Regions from separate parts of the Homo sapiens genome. Here region 1 is linked to region 2. A link is an interaction called in ENCODE POLR2A ChIA-PET data of the cell type or tissue named here. Cell type or tissue: B cell. All regions are shown on one strand.

Region 1 (8,000 bases), 220 kb after region 2:
TTTATGGGAAGATGGTTGGATAGACTTGTTTCACTTAAAGGTCTGGTTTGTGTAGGACAAACCCACATATGTAATCGTGCCAGTCTGTTCTCTGCATGACATAATTTTCCAGCAATAGCTGTGTGGTTTTTGTAATCCTATCATCTAGTCAGTTCAAGATCTTGCAACACTGTGTGATTCTTTGCTCCGTAGTTCAGTCTTGTTGAACATGACACAGGTGTTTACTTTCCTGTTCTTGCATCTAGTTTCATTCTAATAATGTTCTCTGTTGAAAAAGCTGGCTTCAATTTATTGAGCAAGATGCTGGTGTTATCATCTAACATAAAACCTATCTTATAATAAAGTGTTGACACATGTAATGAGTACTGTACTGAAAAATGGTGGTATGTATATGGTTTGTACTGATTATGTATCGCTTTTATACCATCAAAAAGTTGAAAAATCATAAAGTTGAATCATCCTAAAATGGGTACATTCTGTACTATGTTTCCAAGGCTTCAGAAGTGTTGCATACACATTCCTAGCCAGCTGATAGTGCTAGGAGCCAACAGTAGTCTCCCCCGGGGGCCAAGAGGAGGGCGAAATCTCTACTATGGTATATGATGTTCTCGTGGGCCAAGTATGAGGGTGATATTTCATTGTTGGCACTGGGTTTCTGGAATCCATCCTCTTCACCAGGGAGATTTAATGAACCAAATGAGATCTGATGGGAGAAATTTGAGTGTAACGTTTTTGTTCTGAAGGAAGTAATTGAGTTTTAGTTCATTTGTTTTTTAGGAATCGTAATAATTAAAATTTCATTTTAAATGCCATGAATGTATTTAAGTCAATCCAACTGTATAATAAACACCACATTGTGGCTGGGCACGGTGGCTCACGCCTGTAATCCCAGCAATTTGGGAGGCTGAAGTGGGCAGATCACCTGAGGTTGGGAGTTCAAAACCAGCCTGCCCAACATGGCAAAACCTTGTCTCTACTAAAAATACAAAAATTAGCCGATACGGTAGTGGACATCTGTAATCCCAGCTACTCAAGAGGCTGAGGCAGGATCCGTCTCAAAAAAAAAAAAAAAAAGTCCAGGCGTGGTGGCTTACACCTGTAATCCCAGCACTTTGAGAAGCCAAGGCAGGTGGATCACGAGGTCAGGAGATCGAGACCATCCTGGCTCGATCTGTACTAAAGATACAAAAAATTAGCTGGGCGTGGCGGCATGTGCCTGTAGTCCCAGCTATTCGGGAGGCTGAGGCAGAAGAATGGTGAGAACCTGGGAGGTGGAGCTTGCAGTGAGCCGAGATCACGCCACTGCACTCCACCCTGGGCGACAGAGCGAGACTCCGTCTCAAAAAATTATATATATAATCACATTGTATTTCAGTCTCCTTGAGAAATACTAAAATGAGGGTACCAAGAAGTTGCTCTACTTTCCGTATACGGGTGTTTAAGAGCCAGGAAATCTTCCCATTTAGTTAAATATTTGAAAGTTCTGCACTCCCTACATTTTATTTTCTGAAATTGTTGCAGTATTTCTTGCCTACAGATAGTATTAATATTCAAAAACCAAGATTCCCAATTTGGACTTTATGAGCCATGAGAAACCTTCATCAATCCTTGAATCCTAAGGAAATTAGTGCAACTGATCAAAGACCATGAATAAAATTTGGTTATGGGGATTATTATTTCAGGATAGTGGTCCTGGAGAGAAAAAATGGCAAATTATTTAGGTGGTTCTACTTAACCCCAGATTATAACATAGCAGTCCAACACTTAAAATGATTAATATCTCCTGTTATATAACTCTGCTGGGTCATTTTCTTATTTTCTTTTTTTTCTTTTCTTTTCTTTTTTTTTTTTTTTTGAGATGGAGTCTTGCTCTTGTCACCCAGGCTGGAGTACAATGGTGCAATCTCAGCTCACTGCAACCTCCGCCTCCTGGGTTGAAGCGATTCTCGTTCCTCAGCCTCCTGAGTAGTTGGGATTACAGGCGCACACCACCACGCCCGGCTAATTTTTGTATTTTTAGTAGAGACGGGGTTTCACCATGTTAGTCAGACTTGTCTAGAACTTCTGACCTCAGGCGATCCGCCCGCCTCAGCCTCCCATAGTGCTGGGATTACAGGCGTGAGCCACAACATCTGACCAGTTGCTACACTTTTAAACTTAGATTGTGCATTTTGGGGGACGTGGTGATGGAAATAATGGGAAGGCTGGCAAATCTCCTACAAGCCGCCCCTTTTCTACTGAATGGAGCAATGGGCCTCAGAAACAGAAATGAAAGAACGTGGCTGGAAGTGGTGGCTGACGCCTGTAATCCCAATATTTAGGGAGGCAGAGGTGGGGAGATGAGGAGTTCGAGACCAGCCTGGCCAACATGGCGAAACCCCATGTCTACTGAAAACACAAGAATTAGCCAGGCCTGGTTGTGCACGCCTGTAGTCCCAGCTACTCAGGAGGCTGAGGCAGGAGAATCGCTTGTGTCTGGGAGGCGGAGGTTGCAGTGAGCCAAGATCGCACCACTGAACGGCAGCCTGGACAACACAGCAAGACTCCATCTCAAAAAAAAAAAAAATGATAAAATGTAACTAACTGTACCCAGCAAAACAAGGACCATTCAAGCAGACCTTAAGAGCTCCTGCTGGGCATGGTGGCTTATGCCTGTAATCCCCACACTTCGGGAACTCGAGGCAGGAAGATCACTTGAGCACAAAAGTTTGGGAACAGCCTAGGCAACATAGCCGGCCCTTGTCTCTACAAATAACTAAAATACTGGCCGGGTGATCAGTCACAGTGGGTCACCCCTGTACTCCCAGCACTTTGAGAGGCCAAGGTGGGCAGATCACTTGAGGTCAGGAGTTCGAGATCAGCCTGACTAATATGGTGAAACCCCATCTCTACTAAAAATACAAAAATTTGCCAGGCATAGTGGTGTGTGCCTGTAATCCCAGCTACTTGAGAGGCTGACGCAGGAGAATCGCTTGAACCCAGAAGGCAGAGGTTGCAGTGAGCCGAGATCGCGCCACTGCACTCCAGCCTGGGCTGGGCGACAGAGTGAGACTCCGTCTCAAAAAAAAAAAAAAAAAAAGAAAAGAAAAAAAAAAGAAAGGATCACATTGTATTTCAGTCTCCTTGAAAATACGAAAATGAGGGTACCAAGAAGTTGCTAAGTGTCATCCTATTCGTAACACCTGGCCAAAAAACCCTTGCTCTATTTTCCATATATGGGTGTTTAAGAGCAAAGAATTCTTGCCATTTAGTTAAATATTTGAAAGTTCTGCACTCCCTACATTTTTTTTTCTGAAATTGTTACGATTTTTCTTGCCTACAGATAGTATTAATATTCAAATACCAAGATTCCCAATTTGGACTTTATGAGCCACGAGAAACCTTCATCAATCCTTGGATCCTAAGGAAATTAGTGCAACTGATCGAAGACCATGAATAAAATTTTGGTTATAGGGATCATTTCAGTATAGTGGTCCTGGAGAGAAAAAATGGCAAATTATTTAGGTGGCTCTACTTAACCCCAGATTATAACACTGCAGTCCAGCACTTAAAATGATTAGTATCGGCTGGGCGCGGTGGCTCACACCTGTAATCCCAGCACTTTGGGAGGCCAAGGCAGGTGGATCACGAGGTCAGGAGTTCGAGACCATCGTGGCCAATATGGTGAAACCCCATAAAAACACAAAAATTAGCCAGGTGTGGTGGCACGCGCCTGTTGTCCCAGCTACTCAGGAGGCTGAGGCAGAAGAATTGCTTGAACACAGGAGGCGGAGGTTGCAGTGAGCCGAGATCGTGCCACTGCACTCCAGCCTGGGTGACAGAGCCAGACTCCATCTGAAAAAAAAAAAGGAAAGAAAAATAAATAAAAGATTAGTATCACCTGCTTATATAACTCAGCTGGGTCATTTTCTTTTTTCTTTTTCTATTTTTTTTTTTTTGAGACGGAGTCTTGCTCTTGTCAACCATGCTGGAGTACAATGGTGAGATCTCAGCTCACTGCAACCTCCGCCTCCTGGGTTCAAGCAATTCTCATGCCTCAGCCTCCTGAGTAGCTGGGATTATAGGTGCACACTACCACGCCCGGCTAATTTTTATATTTTTAGTAGAGACGGGGTTTCACCATGTTGGCCAGGCTTGTCTAGAACTCCTGACCTCAGGCGATCCGCCTGCCTCAGCCTCCCACAGTGCTGGGATTACAGGCGTAAACCACCACACCTGACCAGTTGCTATGCTTTTAAACTTAGGTTGTGCATTTTGGGGGATGTGGTGATGGAAATCATGGGAAGGTTGGCAAATCCTCTCCAAGCCACCCCTTTTCTACTGAATGGAGCAATGGACCTCAGAAACAGAAATGAAAGAAAGTGGCTGGACGTGGTGGCTGACGCCTGTAATGCCAGTACTTAGGGAGGCAGAAGTGGGGAGATCACCTGAGGTCAGGAGTTCGAGACTCAGCCTGATTAGCCGGGCGTGGTGGCTCACGCCTGTAATCCCAGCACTTTGGGAGGCCAAGGCAGGCAAATCAACTGACGTCAGGAGTTCGCGACCAGCCTGACCAACACGGAGAAACCCTGTCTCTACTAAAAATACAAAATAAGCCGGATGTGGTGATGCATGCCTCTAATCTCAGCTACTTGGGAGGCTGAGGCAGGAGAATTGCTTGAACCTGGGAGGCGGAGGTTGCGGTGAGCCAAGATCACGCCATTGCACTCCATCTCGGGCAACAAGAGCGAAACTCTGTCTCAAAAAAAAAAAAAAAAAAATTAGCTGGGCGTGGTGGTGCACACTTGTAGCCCCAGCTATTTTGGGAGCCTGAGACGAGAATCGCTTGAACCCAGGAGGCGGAGGTTGCAGTGAGCCGAGAAGGTGCCACTGCACTCCAGCCTGGGCGATAGAGGGAGATTCCATGTAAAAAAAAAAAAAAAAAAAAAGTATCTCATTATGTTGTCCAGTTTGAACTCCTGGCCTCTAGTGATCCTCCCACCTCAGCCTGCCAAAGTGCTGGGATTATAGGCATGAGCTACTGTGCCTGGCCAGTGCTTATTTTTTCTCTCCAAAATGGGATTAGTATCACAAAATATTTTCATGCCTTCTGCACCCTTTAGTCTGTAAATAAAACCTGTAAATAATAATAATACATATAGTTCCACTTCCAAGCATAAGCACAGTTAATATTTAATATCTTGATTTTTTTACAGTATTTTTTCCTGTGCTTATTTTTCTTTTCTTTCTTTCTTTTTTTTTTTTTTTTTGAAACAGAGTCTCGCTTGGTCGCCCAGGCTGGAGTGCAGTGGCGCGATCTCAGCTCTCAGCTCTCTGCAAGCTCCGCCTCCTGGGTTCACGCCATTCGCCTGCCTCAGCCTCCCGAGTAGCTGGGACTACAGGCGCCCACCACCATGACCGGATAATTTTTTGTATTTTTAGTAGAGCTGGGGTTTCACCGTGTTAGCCAGGATGGTCTCGATCTCCTGACCTTGTGATCCACCCGCCTCGGCCTCCCGAAGTGCTGGGATTACAGGCGTGAGCCACCGCGCCCGGCTCCTGTGCTTATTTTTCTCCCTTTGTTTCCTTCTGGTCTATATTTTCCAAGATTCCTTCAATGATATGATTTTGTAGTGAACAAATGCCAGCCCTCCTTCAACTCATCCCTCTGAAATGTCTATTATTGAGAGCATGATAAAAATATTTAAAGATTTCTGGTGGGGGCAGGTGGTATTTCTGAAAAATGCACACTCCTGGTCCTGCTGCAGACCTGCTTAACTGGAATTACTGTATACATGCGGGACTTAGGAATCTGTGTTTTGACCAAGAGGCCAGGTGATTCTTCTGCTCAGTTAGTGCTGGGAAACAGTGCTAAGAAGGATACAGTGGCTAGAAGTCGTCCTGTCGTCCTGCCTCACAGTAACATCGTTACCGAATTCTCAGCAGGTGAACCAAATGAAATGGTCAACTGAAAGCCAACCAGGGTAAAACAGATCTTTTATTTCTTGTTGTTGTTATTATTATTTTTTTTTATGTGGGGACATTCAAGTGAACTGCTATATGCATTTGCCCCCAGTCTCTCCTTGTGAGAAGTGAATTTCTTCAACGTTTATAGAACTGAGGTATTACATTATTGGATGAATTAAGAAAACAATCTAACCTGATGTGTGAAAATTTCTGCTTGTGAGAATCCGTGTTATTTCAATTATCCAATCAAGAGCCTAATTCGTATAAAAGAAACACAGCAGCTTGTTGCTCATCTTTTTATCTAAGGACGGTTTGTCTTGACAGAGGGTGTCTGGCTGTTTTGGGGAAACTATTCCTGACCTTATTTTGACTAAAAAGTTGCCTGCTGTACCAGGTGAGAGAAGCTATCATTTCTTTTATAAAACTTTTAGCTTGCTTTTTGTTAAGTGTGTTTGAAAGTCACTTAAAAGACTGACTTAAATATGAATATTGTTAGTCGGGCTGTATATTTTTTTTATATTAAGTTATGATTTATATTTCTTCAGAGATCTAGTCTCTTGTTGATCTCCCTTGACTATTTTTCTGTTAGGCTGTTGGATTTCTCTTTTTTTCTTTCTTTTTATTTTCTTTTTCTTTTTTTTTTTTTTTTTGAGACAGGGTCTCTGTTGCTCAGGCTGAAGTGCAGTGGCATAATCTCAGCTGACTGCCTCCTGAGTAGCTGGGATTACAGGCATGTGCCACCATGCTCTGCTAATTTTTGTATTTTTATTGGAGACGGGATTTCACCATGTTGGCCAGCCTGGTTTTGAACTCTTGACCTCAAGTGATCTACCCTCCTTGGCCTCCCAAAGTGTTAGCATTACAGACGTGAGCTATTGTGCTTGGCTTTTAAAAAATTTTTAGACTTTTAGTAGAGACAGGGGTCTCACTAAGTTGCCCAGGCTGATCTCTTTTTTTTTTTTTTTTTTTTTTGAGACAGAGTCTCACTCTGTCGCCCAGGCTGGAGTGCAGTGGTAGGATCTCGGCTCACTGCAAGCTCCGCCTCCCGGGTTCACGCCATTCTCCTGCCTCAGCCTCCCGAGTAGCTGGGACTACAGGTGCCTGCCACCACGCCCAGCTAATTTTTTGTATTTTTAGTAGAGACGGGGTTTCACCCTGTTAGCCAGGATGGTCTCGATCTCCTGACCTTGTGATCCGCCCGCCTCGGCCTCCCAAAATGCGGGGGTTATAGGTGTAAGCTACTGTGCCTGGCCCTAAACTGGTTCTTGAAAAAGGTGGCAGATCAATACGCCCCTGCAAAGCAGGGGGAAAAAACAAACATTTGCTATTTAATAACCTAGGCAGGAAAGATAAGCTAAAAAAAATCAAAGAGAATTATTCCTATTTCATACCAACATTCTCTTTTTTTTTTTTTTTGAGACGGAGTCTCACTCTGTCGCCCAGGCTGGAGTGCAGTGGCGCGATCTCAGCTCACTGCAAGCTCCGCCTCCCGGGTTCACGCCATTCTCCTGCCTCAGCCTCCCGACTAGCTGGGATTACAGGCGCCCGCCACCACCCCAGGCTAATTTTTTTGTATTTTTACTAGAGACGGAGTTTCACCGTGTTAGCCAGGATGGTCTCGATCTCCTGACCTCGTGATCCGCCCGCCTCAGCCTCCCAAAGTGCTGGGATTACAGGCGTGAGCCACCGCGCCCGGCCCATACAACATTCTTAAGTCTAGATAATGGGAACTAATAAGTTCCCAAAACTGAATGAAGAGACAAAAACCTAAAAACTGGAAGAGAAAAGACAGTGAGATTTCACTTAATATTGTGGGCCAGGTGCGCTGGCTCACATCTATAGTCCTAGCACTTTGGACGGCTGATGTGGGTGGATCCCCTGAGCTCAGACCAGCCTGGGTAACGTGGCAAACCCCGTGTGTACTAAAAATACAAAAATTAGCTGGGCAAGGTGGCTTAGTCTCAGTCACTCTGGAGGCTGAGGGAGGAGGATCACTTGAGTGTGGAAGGCGGAGGTTGCAGTGGGCCGAGACCACGCCAATGCACTGCCAGCCT
Region 2 (8,000 bases):
TGAAAAACATTTGACAGAATAGCTGGGCACAGTGGCTCATGCCTGTAATCCCAGCACTTTGGGAGGCCAAGGCGGGCAGATCACGAGATCAGGAGTTTGAGACCATCCCGGCTAACAGGGTGAAACCCTGTCTCTACTAAAAATACAAAAATTAGCCGGGCGTGGTGGCGGACGCTTGCAGTCCCAGCTACTCGGGAGGCTGAGGCAGGAGAATGGCATGAACCCGGGAGGCGGAGTTTGCAGTGAGCCGAGATCACGCCACTGCACCCCAGCCTGGGCGACAGAGCAAGACTCTGTCTCAAAAAAAAAAAACAAAAACTGACAATATAAGCTTTGGATTACAGCATACCTGAATCCAAATCTCAATTTAGCCAATGGCTTTCACAAATCTTGCCTCCCTATGGAATCCTGTTCTTCTGTCTGTAAAATGGAGGTGATACCCATGAACCTCATAGGGCTGCTAGACGTCTTACAATATAGGGTATAAATCATCTGCAGCACCTGGCATATCTCAGATGATCAATAAGGTAACACTACTAGTACAAGCATCCATGCAGATGAGGACTAGAGTAAAAATAAAAAACAATAATAGGCACAGTCTCATCAGAAAAAAAAAAAAAACCCTAATATTGTAACAACATGAAAACAAAAATCTTAGGGCTAAGGGTATACTGCAGCCTAAACAATACCATAAGATTTAGGTCAGATAGAAAGATACATTTCTGTATATTCATTTTATACTTTTTATTTTTTTGTAGAGACAGAGTCTTGCTGTGTTGCCCAGGCTGGTATCAAACTCCTGGCCTTAAGGAATCCTCCCAACTCAGCCTCCCAAAGTGCCGGGATTACAGGCATGAACCACTGCACCTGGCCTCATTTTACACTTTAATGGACTGGATTTTGCAGTAGTCATGATTAGGAGGGCACTGCGCACCACAAAGCCTAAGAGGTAACTAGCTTATTTGGGGTATTTGGGGGACTTTTTTTTTTTTTTTTTTTTTGAGAAGGACCTTCTCTCTTGTTGCCCAGGCTGGAGTGCAATGGCATCATCTTGGCTCCGCCTCTCATATTCAAGCGATTCTCCTGCCTCAGCATCCCAAGTATCTGGAGTTACAGGCATGCACCACCATGCCTGGCTAATTTTGTATTTTTTTATACGTAGAGAAGGGGTTTCACCATGTTGGTCAGGCTGGTCTAGAACTCCTGACCTCAGGTGATCCACCCACCTTGGTGTCCCAAAGTGCTGGGATTACAGGTGTGAGCCACTGCGCCTGGCCAACTCCACTGTTAAGGCAGCAGGTGCAGGCAAGTTACGGCTATTCACACCCCTGCAGATAAACACAGAAGTCACCATACCACAACTATTCTCCTAACGCTGCCTTCGTCCTGAGCTTCCTGTGCTAGTGGCAAGTCAGATGCAAGGAAAATCCAGAGTAAAAATAAAAAACAATAACAGGCACAGTCTCATCAGACTGTGAAACCCTGTGAACCCTGTGAAATGAAAATGACAGATGTATGTATAAAGCAAGAATTTCAAGGCACACATTCTGACATTAACTTTGTATTAAGTGCCCTCAAATGTACTCCTTTCCCCTCTTTCAGTTCTCAGGGGAAGAGCAAATAATACTCCTTCCAAATAACACTCCTAAATCAACACCTGAAGAATGAATGATACCCTGGGCAAATATAAAGCTTGCAGACCTATTTTACCCAATACCATAGAAAGAGAAAACAGTGAACTTAACCCCCTCATTAAAAGTGCAAGGGAAGGCTGGGCGTGGTGGCTCATGCCTGTAAACCTAGCAATTTGGGAGGCCAAGGCAGGCAGATCACTTGAGGTCAGGAGTTTGAGACCAGCCTGGCCAATATGGTGAAACCCCATCTCTACTAAAAATACAAAAATTAGCTGGGTGTGGTGACAGGTGCCTGTAATCCCAGCTACTCGGGAGGCTGAGGCAGGAGAATAGCTTGAACCCGGGAGGTGGAGGTTGCAGTGAGCTGAGATCACGCCACGGCACTCCAGCCTGGGGGACGGTGAGACTCCACCTTACACACAAACTTACTTCTCGGGCGACTCCGAGTGGCCCCTGTGCTTCCTTCCTGATGAGTTTCCATACACGTCATCTTCGTTTTCATCCACATCTTCATCATCGATGCTTTTCACATCAAGCTTCTGGTACCCAAACTCCCCGTTCAAAGACAGGGAATCAATTTTCCATGAGTTGCTGCTCTGACTTCCATTGGAGTTAGGCCCGAAGGGGCTTTCAAAGGCGGACATGATATTGACAGAGGAGCGGTCGGAGTTGTCCTCTGAGCTCTCCCCTGCCCCAGGTGTCTTTTTAAACACGTCCCCAGAGTTCTGCTCATCTTCCTCATCATCAAATGAGATTATGTTGGTCACTTTCTTTTTCTTCTTCCGCTCCTTTTTGCATTTGGCATCTGGCAAAAAAAAAAAAAAAGATACAGTATAAGAAAAAGGAGGCAAGACAAAAGGATGATGGAACCAACTCACCTCCAGGTTATGGAAAATACTATTCGAGTGAGAAATACACTGTAACATGAATTCAGACTTTTTAAAATCCTCAGTGAAAATCTGTGTACAGAAGATTGAGCAGAATGGACGCAGGCCTCTGCCTCTGATTTAAATAAACACACCACAGAGCACATCTTGAAACTGTTCCTTCTAAGCAGTCACTTTGATGCGAAGGATGCTACCATTACCAAAATGATCTTCAATGCTTCACTTTGGAAAATATTCTCATAGCTGGTAGATGAGACCAGGAGAACCAGCTGGGGGGTGTAGTCAAGGGTTGAGCAGCCTCAAACTCCTGCCATTCCTGTGCAATGCCCCTTTGCAATGGATCTTTGTGGCTCCTCCCAGCCAGAGGTGATGTCTATTTCTGCACCCTCTTGAATCTGGCTGGCGTAGTGCTCTGCTTTTTTTTTTTTTTTTAAGAGTTGGGGCATCTCGCTCTATTGCCCAGGCTGGAGTACAATGGTGCAATCATAGCTCACTGTAACCTCAAATTCCTGGGATCAAACAATCCTCTGCCCTCAGCCTCCTGAGTAGCTGGGACTACAGGTGCATGCCACAACACCCAGCTAATTTTATTATTATTTGTAGAGATGAGGTCTTGCTGTGCTGCCCAGGCTAGTCTCAAAACTCCTGGCCTCAAGCAATACTCCCACCTCAGCCTCCTAAATTGCTGGGATTATAGGCATGAGCCACCATGCCCTGCTTCTACCAAAAGAATGTGGCAGAAAGGGCCGGGCGCGGTGGCTCACGCCTATAATCCCAGCACTTTGGGAGGTCAAGGCGGGTGGATCACCTGAGGTCAGGAGTTCAAGACCAGCCTGGCAAACATGGTGAAACCCCGTCTGTATTAAAAATACAAAAAAAAAAAAAATTAGTTGGGCGTGGTGGCAGGTGCCTGTAATCCCAGCTACTTGGGAGGCTGAGGCAGGAGAATTTCTTGAACACGGGAGGCAGAGGTTGCAGTGAGCCAAGATTGCGCCATTGCACTCCAGTCTGGGTGACAGAGCGAGACTCTTTCTCCAAAAAAAAAAAGTGGCAGAAATAACACTGTGTGAGTTCTAGTAGCTAGGTGTTAAAAGGTCTCAGCTTTGCCTTTGCTTTCCTGGACAGTGGCCCTGACCCCATATATAAAGAAGCCAGTTCAGCCGACTGGAGGATGAGAGGCTATGAGTAGAACCCGAGCTGCCCCAGCACTGATTCCAGACACGTGGATGGGGCCATCTTGGATCTTCCAATCTAACCACCAGCTCCCATGAGTGAGCCGAAAGAGCCCAGCAGAAGAGCCACCATGCCAACCCACACAAAAAAGTAACGAACTGCAGTGGTTTTAAGCCGCTACATTTTTAAATCACTTGTTATATAGCAAATGTTAACTGAAAAAGAAATCAAGCTTGCCTTAGTGACCAGCACTCACAGAAGACACTTTGTGCCCCTATTTTAATCATCACACTTGGATGTAAGACACTTTGAGCCAATTCCAAAAATCCAATCTGTCTAAACCAATGTGTGATGCGGTGAGGCCTCACTGGTATAGCACAACTCTGAGATCACCTCAAAAGCAGAGTTCCAAAAATGGGTGGAACTTCTACTCCTGTGGGTGTAGAAATTTCAGTGTCTGTTACACAAAGCTGTCAACAGCCCTATCTTCTACAAGGTTCGTGCAGGGTCTCTGCTGGAGAAGCACAGGGCAAGACAGACAAGGCCACTGTGTACCAAAGACACCATGGGACTCTACACTTTCACCATGAATAATTCCAAAGGGATGGCCACAGTTACTGCCTTGTTTCAGAGATTTGAGAATACTAAGTACTTAAGCCCAAAATTTCCAATTTCAACCAGGTGCAGTGGCTCACACTTGTAATCCCAGCACTTTGGGAGGCCAAGGCAGGAGGATCACTTGAGGCCAGGAGTTCAAGACCAGCCTGGGCAACATGGCAAGACCCTGTCTCTACATATATACACATACATACTACAACAAAATTTCCAATTTTGCTGTAGTAACATCTTAATGTCCCAAAGGAATCAAAGGGTATTGAAAACTTCTCACCAAATTAATCTTAACTGAATCAACTTTCTTTTTTTATATTTAATTTTTTAATTAAAATTTTTTAAAAACAGGCTGGGCACAGTGGCTCACGCCTGTAATCCTAGCACTTTGAGAGGCCAGGGCGGGCAGATCACCTGAGGTCAGGAGTTCAAGACCAGCCTGGCCAACATGGGGAAACCCTGTCTCTGCTAAAAATACAAAAAGAAACCACGCATGTTGGCACATGCCTATAGTCCCACCTACTCAGAAGGTTGAGGCAGGAGAATTGCTTGAACCCGGGAAGTGGAGGTTGCAGTGAGCTGAGATCATGCCACTGCACTCCAACCCGGGCAATAGAGTGAGACTCTGTCTCAAAAAAAAAAAAAAAAAGTTAAAAAATTGAGACAGGGTCTCACTGCATTGCCCAGGCTGGTCTAGAACCCTTGAACTCAAGCGATCCTCCTGCCTCGGCCTCCCAAAGTGCTAGGATTATAGGCATGAGCCACCACGACCGGCCTGAATCAACTCTTTTGCTTCCCCAGAGCCTAGAGTCAAACCTGACAACTCCTCTCTTTCCTGAGGCCTTAAATGCCATCCCCAGTCAGAGGCAAGACCAATGGCAGATGTTCCCCATAGCAGTCTATGCTTGGCTTTCATCCCTTTTATCCTAAGGATCATAAATTATATATTTTGTCATGAACTACCCACCCACACCCATCCCAAAGGAGACTGCAGGCTACCTGCTGGTAATCTGTCTTTCCTATTCGGCTCACCGCCTAACACACAGAATACGATGAAGGAACAAATAAAGGAATTAATGAATGAGGATCAACGTCATCTGGCTCCCGGTGTCTCTCACACTCTCACTTTCCGTTTGCTATGGTTGAGCTGTTCATTTTTCCACCCGGCAATTCTCGCATCTAGGTAAGGCCGTCAGAGCCCTTTCAGAGTGAATGAGGATGAGAAACAGAAACACAAATGGAAAACGCAAGTGCACTGGACTCCATTCCCCTTGGAATGACTTTCAGATGACAAGATATGTCCACCCCATCCGCCACATTCTGATTCCCTCTGCTCCGCCTCGAGCACCCGTTCCCACTCACCAGCACTGACATTCCTGGACACGACAGGCAAGGGGTCGGTCTCCTGTTCAGGTTTGATGAGGATGGAGACGGCAGAGGAGGCTGTGATCTCCCTGAACAGGCTGCTCACTCCTTGCGTGGACTCCTTCAGCAAGGAGGTCACGTTCTGCGTTGACTCCTTTAAGAGGTCTGAAACGGTGGGAGCAAACTTACTCTGCCCGTTCAAATCCTTGTTGTCGATGTTAATCGCAAAGAGTATGGAGTTCAGACCTGCCCAAAAAAAGGGAAAAGTCTGGAGTGCTTGCTGATGGGCAGTCATACCAGCAACAAGAGAAGACAGCTGCAGACAACAGAGTACAGAAGAGGAGGCACGTTGATCTTAAATAGGTATAAAAATACCTCCCATGCGGACGTTGCAGGGAGCGAAAATCGCGCCACTGCACTCCAGCCTGGGTGACAAAGCAAGACTCTGCCTCAAAAAAAAAAAAAACCTCCCATGAAACTGGGGTCAGCAGACATCCGTTATCATGGGAGTTGAGTCATGCCACGTTCTCTCCCTAACAGCCAGGAAAATGAATATGAATAAGAGGTCAACTGGGAGGAGGTAAAGGCACAAGTTCCGGGATCAGGCTGCCTGGGAGTGAATCCCGGCACTGCCACCTACTAGCTACAAGACCTTGATCCAGGCTGGGCACGGTGGCTCACACCTGTAATCCCGGCACTTTGGAAGGCTGAGACAGGTGGATCACCTGAGGTCAGGAGTTCGAGACCAGCCTGACCAACATGGAGAAACCCCATATCTACTAAAAATACAAAATTAGCCAGGCGTGTTGGTGCATGCCTATAATCCCAGCTACTCGGGAGGCTGCAGCAGGAGAATCGCTTGAACCCAGGAGGCAGAGGTTGTGGTGAGCCAAGATCCTGCCATTGCACTCCAGCCTGGGCAACGAGAGTGAAACTCCGTCTCAAAAAAAAAAAAAAAAAAAAAAAGACCTTGGTCCAGCAACTTAGCATCTCCCTGTACTCCAGTCACCTTATCTGTAAGATGGGGACAATATTATCTTCCTCACAGGATTGTAAGTATTAAAGGCAATCACTCACAAAACACTCAGCTCCATAAACCATCAAATGTGCACTGGTTAACATCATCATCATTACTGTGGACAGAAACTTACACTTGGCATCTTATGATCTACAAAGGAAATTATGGTCAAATTCTTTTTCTCATCAATGGACAGGACTAACAACCCCAGATATTTGAGATTTAGTATAAATTTTCAAGGAAAAACAAAAAGGAGGCAACAAAAAACTTGGAAAGAGGAAGCAAGTTGCCCACTTCAGTCCGGCTGATTCCACCTTTCACACTTTGAGTCAAAGGGCGAACAACGTAACAGTCCACCGACTAACATCAACCCAGGGTCTCTCCATGTTGACTCGTCATGTGTGCGACTCCTGATCTCACATGATTCTCTCACAGCCCCATGAAGATGACTGCTGAGACAGCATGATTCCCACCTCACAGAGAGGAAAGAAAAGGCAGCAAAGCTTACGGCATCTGCCCAGGTCACCAGGTAGCAAGGGGTAAAGCCAGGATTCAAAGGTAGGTCTCCCACCTCCAATTCCCCGCAATGTATATTACATCTCCAAAGCCCAACTAAAAACCTTCAAATCTTCACTTTCTCTGCCAGGGTCTCCCATTCTAGATAAATGGACCCAACACTGTGGTCGGGCACGGTGGCTCACACCTGCAATCCCAATGCTTTGGGAGGCCAAGGCGGGTGGATCACTTGAGCCCAGGATTTCGAGACCGGCCTGACCAACATAGTGAAACTCTATCTCTATTAAAATACAAAAATTAGCTGGTCATGGTGGCAGGCGCCCGTAATCCCAGCTTCTCGGAAGGTTGAGACAGGAAAATGACTTGAACCCAGGAGGCGGAGGTTGCAGTGAGCCGAGGTTGCATCACTGCACTCCAGCCTGGGCAACAGAGTGAGGCTCTCTCTTTAAAGGAATACAAATTAAAAAACCAACATTCAGTCCTAGTAAAAGAAGGACAGCAGCAAGTGACTCATTGAGTTGTTGAGGGACAGAAGAATCACAACACTCCATGGCGCTGTGGAACTGCCCCAAGGCAGCCCCTCTGCCAAGTGTCACAAGGCCCTGCACCCTGGTCTGGGCCAGGCTTACCTGCTGCCATGGTAGGAAGCATACTGGACCTTTCTTCATCCATCACAAAAGACCAGTCTTCATAAAAAGTGCTGCAGATTGAAAGAGAAAAGGAAATCGTTCTTAGCAGTGGTTCTCTGTGTCCATTAACCAGGAAATTCCATTAGACGGCTCCCTGGAAGATCTGCAC

Evidence for each region. Peaks named below come from ENCODE experiments on the same cell type or tissue, not always from the same donor. Only the 100,000 strongest peaks of a DNase experiment are listed, where the experiment ranks them.
Region 1: POLR2A ChIA-PET joins it to region 2 with 10 read pairs; 4 of 35 experiments call an interaction of 5 or more read pairs at or near these places.

What each region holds. Positions count from the first base shown.
Region 1 is chr16:11,826,662-11,834,661 of GRCh38, reverse strand. It overlaps RSL1D1 (ribosomal L1 domain containing 1), which reads left to right. Exons shown (of 9, transcript NM_015659.3): 9 at 1-812. BCAR4 (breast cancer anti-estrogen resistance 4) reads left to right here and starts at 5,830. Exons shown (of 3, transcript NR_131222.1): 1 at 5,830-5,963. In B cell, no CTCF peak of the experiment used is centred here; no DNase peak of the experiment used is centred here.
Region 2 is chr16:12,046,286-12,054,285 of GRCh38, reverse strand. SNX29 (sorting nexin 29) reads right to left here. Exons shown (of 21, transcript NM_032167.5): 6 at 7,832-7,902; 7 at 5,666-5,914; 8 at 2,064-2,439. Among named protein-coding and RNA genes, the nearest start is that of SNX29, 74 kb to the right of the region's middle. In B cell, no CTCF peak of the experiment used is centred here; no DNase peak of the experiment used is centred here; H3K27ac peaks cover 623 bases.